Linked DNA regions of Homo sapiens: region 1 is linked to region 2. A link is a contact called in ENCODE Hi-C data. All regions are on one chromosome and are shown on one strand. Each heading gives the region's core, a stretch centred on a gene start or an enhancer-like site at or near the end of the contact. The rest is flanking DNA. Distances are from core to core; before and after follow the strand shown. Region 1 has its middle 30 kb from the start of ZRANB1. Region 2 holds the start of FAM24B-CUZD1 (FAM24B-CUZD1 readthrough).

Evidence for each region. A loop is a pair of places that touch in the nucleus more often than their neighbours do. Pooled maps may share reads with other maps.
Region 1: a map of CD8-positive, alpha-beta T cell shows a loop between it and region 2 (5-fold over the local background). The contact joins the enhancer-like site here to the promoter of FAM24B-CUZD1 in region 2. A Hi-C loop is called at or near these places in 3 of 168 maps with a recorded cell type or tissue (B cell, CD4-positive, alpha-beta T cell and CD8-positive, alpha-beta T cell), 1 of 37 single-sample maps with no recorded cell type and 8 of 50 pooled maps.

What each region holds. Positions count from the first base shown.
Region 1 is chr10:124,910,662-124,913,757 of GRCh38, forward strand. No RefSeq gene overlaps it. Among named protein-coding and RNA genes, the nearest start is that of ZRANB1, 30 kb to the right of the region's middle. Within about 2 kb of position 1,256, at least 4 of the 41 ENCODE cell types and tissues checked have a DNase peak (open chromatin) inside an H3K27ac peak, as active enhancers do.
Region 2 is chr10:122,878,295-122,881,597 of GRCh38, forward strand. FAM24B-CUZD1 (FAM24B-CUZD1 readthrough) reads right to left here and starts at 1,347. Exons shown (of 11, transcript NR_037915.1): 1 at 1,191-1,347. FAM24B (family with sequence similarity 24 member B) reads right to left here and starts at 1,287. Exons shown (of 4, transcript NM_152644.3): 1 at 1,191-1,287. It also overlaps the pseudogene C10orf88B.

The DNA of each region.
Region 1 (3,096 bases), core at 6-2,505, 2.0 Mb after region 2:
CCTTTCTTTCCTTCCTTCCTTCCTCCCTCCCTCCCTCCCTTTCTTTCTTCCTTTTTTTTTTTTTTTGAGACAGAGTCTTGCTCTGTCGCCCAGGCTGGAGTGCAATGGCGTGATCTTGGCTCACTGCAACGTCTGCCTCCCGGGTTCAAGCAATTCTCTTGCCTCGGTCACCCGAGTAGCTGGGATTACAGGCACCCACCACCACGACTGGCTAATTTTTTGTATTTTTAGTAGACATGGGGTTTTGCCATGTAGACCAGGCTGGTCTCGAACTCCTAACCTCAGGTGATCCACCTACCCGGGCCTCCCAAAATGCTGGGATTACAGGAGTGAGCCACCGCACCTAGCCTGTTACATTGCATTTTCTACTGTTAAGATGTTTTTTCCACTTGGGAATCATGTTGATCATACACAGAGAATGGAAGATACGTTGCAGTTTATACAAATGACATTTTCTGCAACGCGTCTGAGAACATGTTCTTGTAACAACTGAACATTTCTAACATTTCTTTTGAGGGGAACACCCATTTTATAACACTTTCTACTTAAAAGCACAGATCCCTCAAAGACCCTGAGTAAGCTGGATCCGTTACCATTTCCTTTAGCAGAGCGCCTTCGATTTCCCTTAGCTGCATATGTCCACCTCTGCGGGGGGCTCCACAGCCTCAGCCTGATCTTTCCGTCCTAGGCCTGATTATGGACTGCCAAGACTTTTTGGAGAAAGCAGTTTCTTGTCGCTCTTCTTTTTTCATTCTTCTTGATTTGCTTCCCTCTAACTATTGTCCCGAATCTCCTCCAGTTTCCAGAGCAACCCTCAGCAGGAGACTCTGTGCTTGATTCACCAAGGAGGAGAAAGGGTTTGAACTCCACTCCATCACCTCTGTCTCACCCACCAAAACCTCCCTAGAGCTGTTTTTCACAGCTTCCTCTCCTCGTTTCTGAGGAAGATAGGGCTTTCTTGCTTGCCAACACAAATCACTGTGCTCTGAATTTTACCTCCCTTCTGGATTTCAGTCCTTTTACCCCCTCTACATCTCTCCTCCATTTATAAAAGTGCTCAGAGATGCCCATTCTTTAAAATAAATACCTAAAAGAAAACAAAACCTTTCCCTTATTTTTGTTACTGCCCTAATCTAGTCTTATATCTCCTGCTTTCCTTTCACTGCCAGACGTCTTGGACTTGTGGTTTATAATCACATGGCTTCAGCTTTTGAAACTTGGCTTCTCTCCCTACCATCCTACTGAGAACTGTTCTCTAGAAGGTCACTGAGTCTCTTGTTTGTCAGATCCAGTGGCCTTTCCTCCGTTCTAATGCTCGAAATCTGTAGCATCTGACAATTTTTATTACCATGTGCTTCAGGCTCACTGTACCCTCGGCTTCCAGAACACCGTACTACCAGCTTCATCTCCTACCTTTCTGACCACTCCTCTTTTTTTTTCCTTCGGTAGTTCTTTCTTCCCCACTCCTGTGGCTTCCATACTAAATTCTACATAGAGAGCTCCCTGATGTTGATCTCCAGGATTGCCCTACACATTTCAGACCAGCATTTCCCCCACCAGCCATTCCCTTCCTCCTGAGTCCAGGATCTCCTGATTCAAGGGTCCACATCTCCTCTGACCCAGTTCCTCTCTTGCGTGTCCCACTGTTGCACATACTGCCGTCACTCAGAGTTCACGGACTTTTTTTTTTTTTTTTTTTTTGGTGACAGGATCTTGCTCTCTTGCCCAAGCTGGAGTGCAGTGGCATGATTATAGCTCACTGCAGCCTTGAACTCCTGGGCTCAAGCAATTCTCCCTCCTCAGTCTCCTGAGTAGCCAGGACAACAGGTGTGAGCCACTGAGCCTGGCAGGTTAAAAATTATTTTTTGTAGCAATGGGGTCTCATTATGTTGCCCAGTTTGGTCTTGAATTCCTGGCCTCAAGCGATCTTCCACCTTGGCCTTCCCAAGTGCTAGAATTACAGGCATGAGCCACTGCTCCTGGCCCACTCTCTGACTTTTGATTCTTTCTTCTGCCTCAGAGTTAGTCACTGGCAAATTCTGAACATTGCACTGTCTCCCATTTCACTCTTGGCCCTCCTTTCCATTCCCACAGCTACTTTGGTTTTAGGTCCTTGTCTCTTCTCTGCCCCTGTTTCTACTTCTGCCCTCATTTGTCTCACAGACATTCCAGGTAAAGGTGGGCAGCTCCAATACTGGCACCTTCCTGCTCAAAACCTCTTTATGGCTTTCTACTGTTAATGGAACTACAGATCCACAATTTTGCATGCAAAACTTTCACAAAAATGCAATATGGATTTATGAACTCTACAGTTAGTTTGGGAAAAACTGAAATGAAAGCCAGAACAAACTATCAACAAAACTATACTGTCTCTACCCTTTACTACAAAGGTTTTTTTTTTTTTTGAGATAGGGTCCTGCTCTGTTGTCCAGGGTGTAGTGCAGTAGTGCCATCATGGCTCACTGCAGCCTGGACCTCGCAGGCTCAAGCAATTCTCCTGCCTTGGCCTCCCAAAGTACTAGGATTAGAGGCATGAGCCACTGCACCCAGCCTAATATAAGGTTTCTAAGAAAAGGAAATTAAAAACCCCAAAAAGACAGTGGATACTTTTTCCAAATGAAATATTTCTCAGAGTCCAGATAAACATAAGTAGAATGTCAATTCGGTAGGTGTGCCAAACAGCCACCGTTCTGTAACTGTGACAATGCCCTCTGCTGTATTTATTGATGATATCTTTTTAATTCAAATATAGTGGAACATTTGACCATGGAATCAAGAGTTCTGTGTTCTGCTGGGCATGGTGGTATGTGCCTGTAATCCTAGCATTTTGGGAGGCAGAGGCAGGAGGATCGTTTGAATCCAGCAGTTCAAGATAAGCCTGGGCAACAAAGACTTTGTCTCTACTAAAAATTTAAAAATTAGCCAGGTATGGTGGTGCATGCCTGTAGTCCTAGCTACTGGGAAAGCCAAGGTGGGAGGATCACTTGAGCCCAGGAGTTTGAGGCTGCAGTGTGCTATGATTGCACCACTGCACTCCAGCCTGGGTAACAGAGTGAGATCTTGTTTTCACAAAAATAAAAAAATAAAAGAAATAAA
Region 2 (3,303 bases), core at 97-2,596:
AGCCGAGGCGGGCGGATCACTTGAAGCCAGGAGTTTGAGACCAGCCTGGCCAACATGGCAAAACCCTGTCTCTCCTAAAAATACAAAAATTAGCTGGGCCTGGTGGTGCACGCCTGTAGTCCCAGCTACTCAGAAGGCTGAGGCAGGAGAATCGCTTGAACCCAAGAGGCGGAAGTTGCAGGAGCCGAGATCACACCACTGTACTCCAGCCTGGGTGACAGACTGAAACTCCATCTCAAAAGAAAAAAAAAAGTAATGGTGATGGTGATTCAGTCAGAAAGCATCAAGCATCAGGACAATTGATAAAAGATTAGAGGGCAGTGCAGAAAATGAAACGCAGGTGAGGAGATAATGACTATCAACCAGTAAAGAAACTCCTGGAATTGTTCCGATGAAAGCTAGTATTTCAAAACAGAGAGGCAGAGATGGAGAAAGACAGGGAAGTTTTTCTTTAAAAACCAAAAATAAAACAAGACTGGGTGATAATACTGAACATACGAGATTGAAAGAAAGGGGAGACGACAAAATGCTGTAGGCTTTCTGCCTTATTTAAGGAAGTCAAAATCCAGCTTATAGTATTGATCTTGCTCATGAAGTTTCAGATAGGTAATTCTAAAAAGCCTATTTTCCTTTAGACTGTCCAATTATGATGACATGTATCAAAGTTAACTTATGACTACAATGGGCTGGGCATAAAGAACAGGAAGTCTGGTGTACACAACTTAGAATGCATCTGGAGTACAAAAGGAAGAAAGAGGCAAGATCTACTTCCTATTCCATGGGGCATCTGGAAAACTCCCTCAGGCGACCGCTCCATCCAAACACCTGGGATCTTTCTCAACCTTCTGATTTCTGTCACGAGGGCATCCAGCATAGTCCTGGCAACGCCGTAGGATCAGGGAGCATCAAATGAGATGGCACCTGGGGAAGGCCCGTGTGGCCCAGCGTCCACCACTAACGCCGTTCAATATCTACCTCAACTCCCCTCTAACGCGAGAATGTGTATGAGAGAGGCAGGGAGAGTTCGGAGTAAAATTAACCCGAATGGACAGCGCTTCCGCCGCGTTCGCTGCCACAAATGCTGCAGACCCGACGGAGTGGAGGCAGAAAAGGCCCTGGCGTCCACTCGGGAAAGAACGAGGTCAGGAGTCGGTCCTGCACATCGCGTAGAGCGAAGAGACGACACCTACCTGACCATAGACGCTCCCCATCCGCCCAGCAACCGTGGTCCATGCTGCCTGCGTCCACCGCCAGCGTCGAAAAACCGCCGTGGTGCCCGCGCACAGTGCACCGCGCCTGCGCATGGTCTCCAAAGGCTGAGCGAGGGCCTGCCAGTGCGCATGCTCCGCTCTTTAGCGCTTCCTGAGCAAAGTTTGAACGCCTCTCGAGTCCAGTTGGCTTATGCGCATGCGTTTCTCTGGTGCAGGTTCTCACCAAATCCAGAAGCGGCGGGCATTTGAAATGATGTAAGCCGGGAGTCGCTCTGCCTGCCCGTTTCTGCGCTGCACTGGCCGACACTTAAGCACTGGAAGAGAGGCCTGGCAGGAGGCGGCGCAGTGGACACGCGGTCCGAGGACGGGGGCCTCACCCGCCGCCCCACGCTTGCCTCTTCCTGGGATGCCGCAGGCGGGGCCCTAACTCACAGCCTCCTCACCCGGGCTCGTGTCTGCGCCCGCGACTTCGACTGGGAGGAGCTTCTGGCGCCACCTGCGCCACGGTGCGCCGGGCCGCCGGCGACCGGGTCGCTGCGCTCGGCGACTGCCGCGCTCCTCGGGGAACGTGAGGGTCTGAGTCCGGGATCCAGGAGAGCAGTTGGTGTCGGGTCTCTGCGGGGGAGCGGGGCTGCGAGGTGGAGGCGAGGACCGGGGTGGGCGGAGGCGGGGTAGGTCTGGCCGGGAAGTACCCGAGGCCCCGAGGCATGAGCGGGGGAAGGTGACCAGGACTTGGAATTTCATAAACGTCCCCGTCAGGCGTGACGGGTCGTCAGGGCTGCTATCAAAGTCAGTCCGCCCATCTACCCTCAAACAAGCCACCTCCTCTCCACCAAAACAGGCTGTGTAAAAAGTCCAGCTATAGACGACCGCCGTCGACTTAATTTCGAAAAAGATACACTTTGTCTTCTATTGTGTTCTGCTCCTACTCCTGTGCACACAGTAGGTGTCCAGTAATGTATCCGAGAATCAATTGCAGGGGACTGAGTAGAACGTTGATGATTGAGGAAAAAATAGAGGGGGAAGCCCTGATGTGTGATGCCTCCATTTCCTTATGAATTCTGTGTTGAGCATTTGTTAGAATAAACCTCATGGCCTAACAAGTGGGTTTTGAGCCATGTTCAGAAACTATACTGTGTGATGTTTTCACCTGTTTTCTTCTCAGCCAGAATCTGGTGATTTAGAAGAGAAGATTGAACAACCAAGATGAAAACCCCTGCTTCCTTTACCTGAGGTGTGGCCCTGATGGAGGTGAAGAAATCGCTTCTATTGGCATTTTAAGTTCAGCAAGAAATATGGAAGTGTACTTAGGAGAGGAGTACTGTGGAACCAGTAGGGGCAAGAATGTTTGTACTGTCTTGGATGACAGTTGTGTGACTTGTACACGGGAAAGTGTTCTCCTGAATTGGTGTCTTTATTCTGTTCACCTTTTGCAATATTGATTGACTCTCTGACATTGATGTTTACATTAGAGAAGAGAAGATAAAAACCTACTATGGCATAGAAGGTTAGACCATTAAAGCATCTTCTAGGCAATCTAGTTCAGCTTCCTCATTTTTAGGAATGCAGAAATTTAGAGCTAATAAAGGAGAGGTGAGCCTGGAGAGGGTCATACTAGTTAAAGTGTCCAGGCAAGAGTGCAGTCCTTATTGCTGCTTCTTGACTCTCTCCATAAACTCACAATGGTCTGTTTTCCAGAAATTAATTTGACAGTCAGTCTGAAACTTTGATCACATATTTTTTAAGGAACCTACAAGCCCAAGGTGGTGCCACACCAGCCTATTTAGTCCATATTCAATGTGTTATAGTTTGATCTTTTCCCTAGTCCCTTATAGGAACATTCTACACTAATCGCGCCTTAATATAAATCAAAACGTCAACTATTTTACATATTGTGCATATTGGAAATAATAAATACACGACACAGGGTTATTGACCAGGTCACTTGAGAAGGGATCTCAACTGTTTGTCCCCTACCAGGCAAACTGAATCTCAGGATTTAAGTAATGGCCTGGAAACAATTTTTTTTTACTGCAGCTGTTTAAACTGATAATTTATATAAGTGAAAAAATAATTTTTATTCTATTTTCAG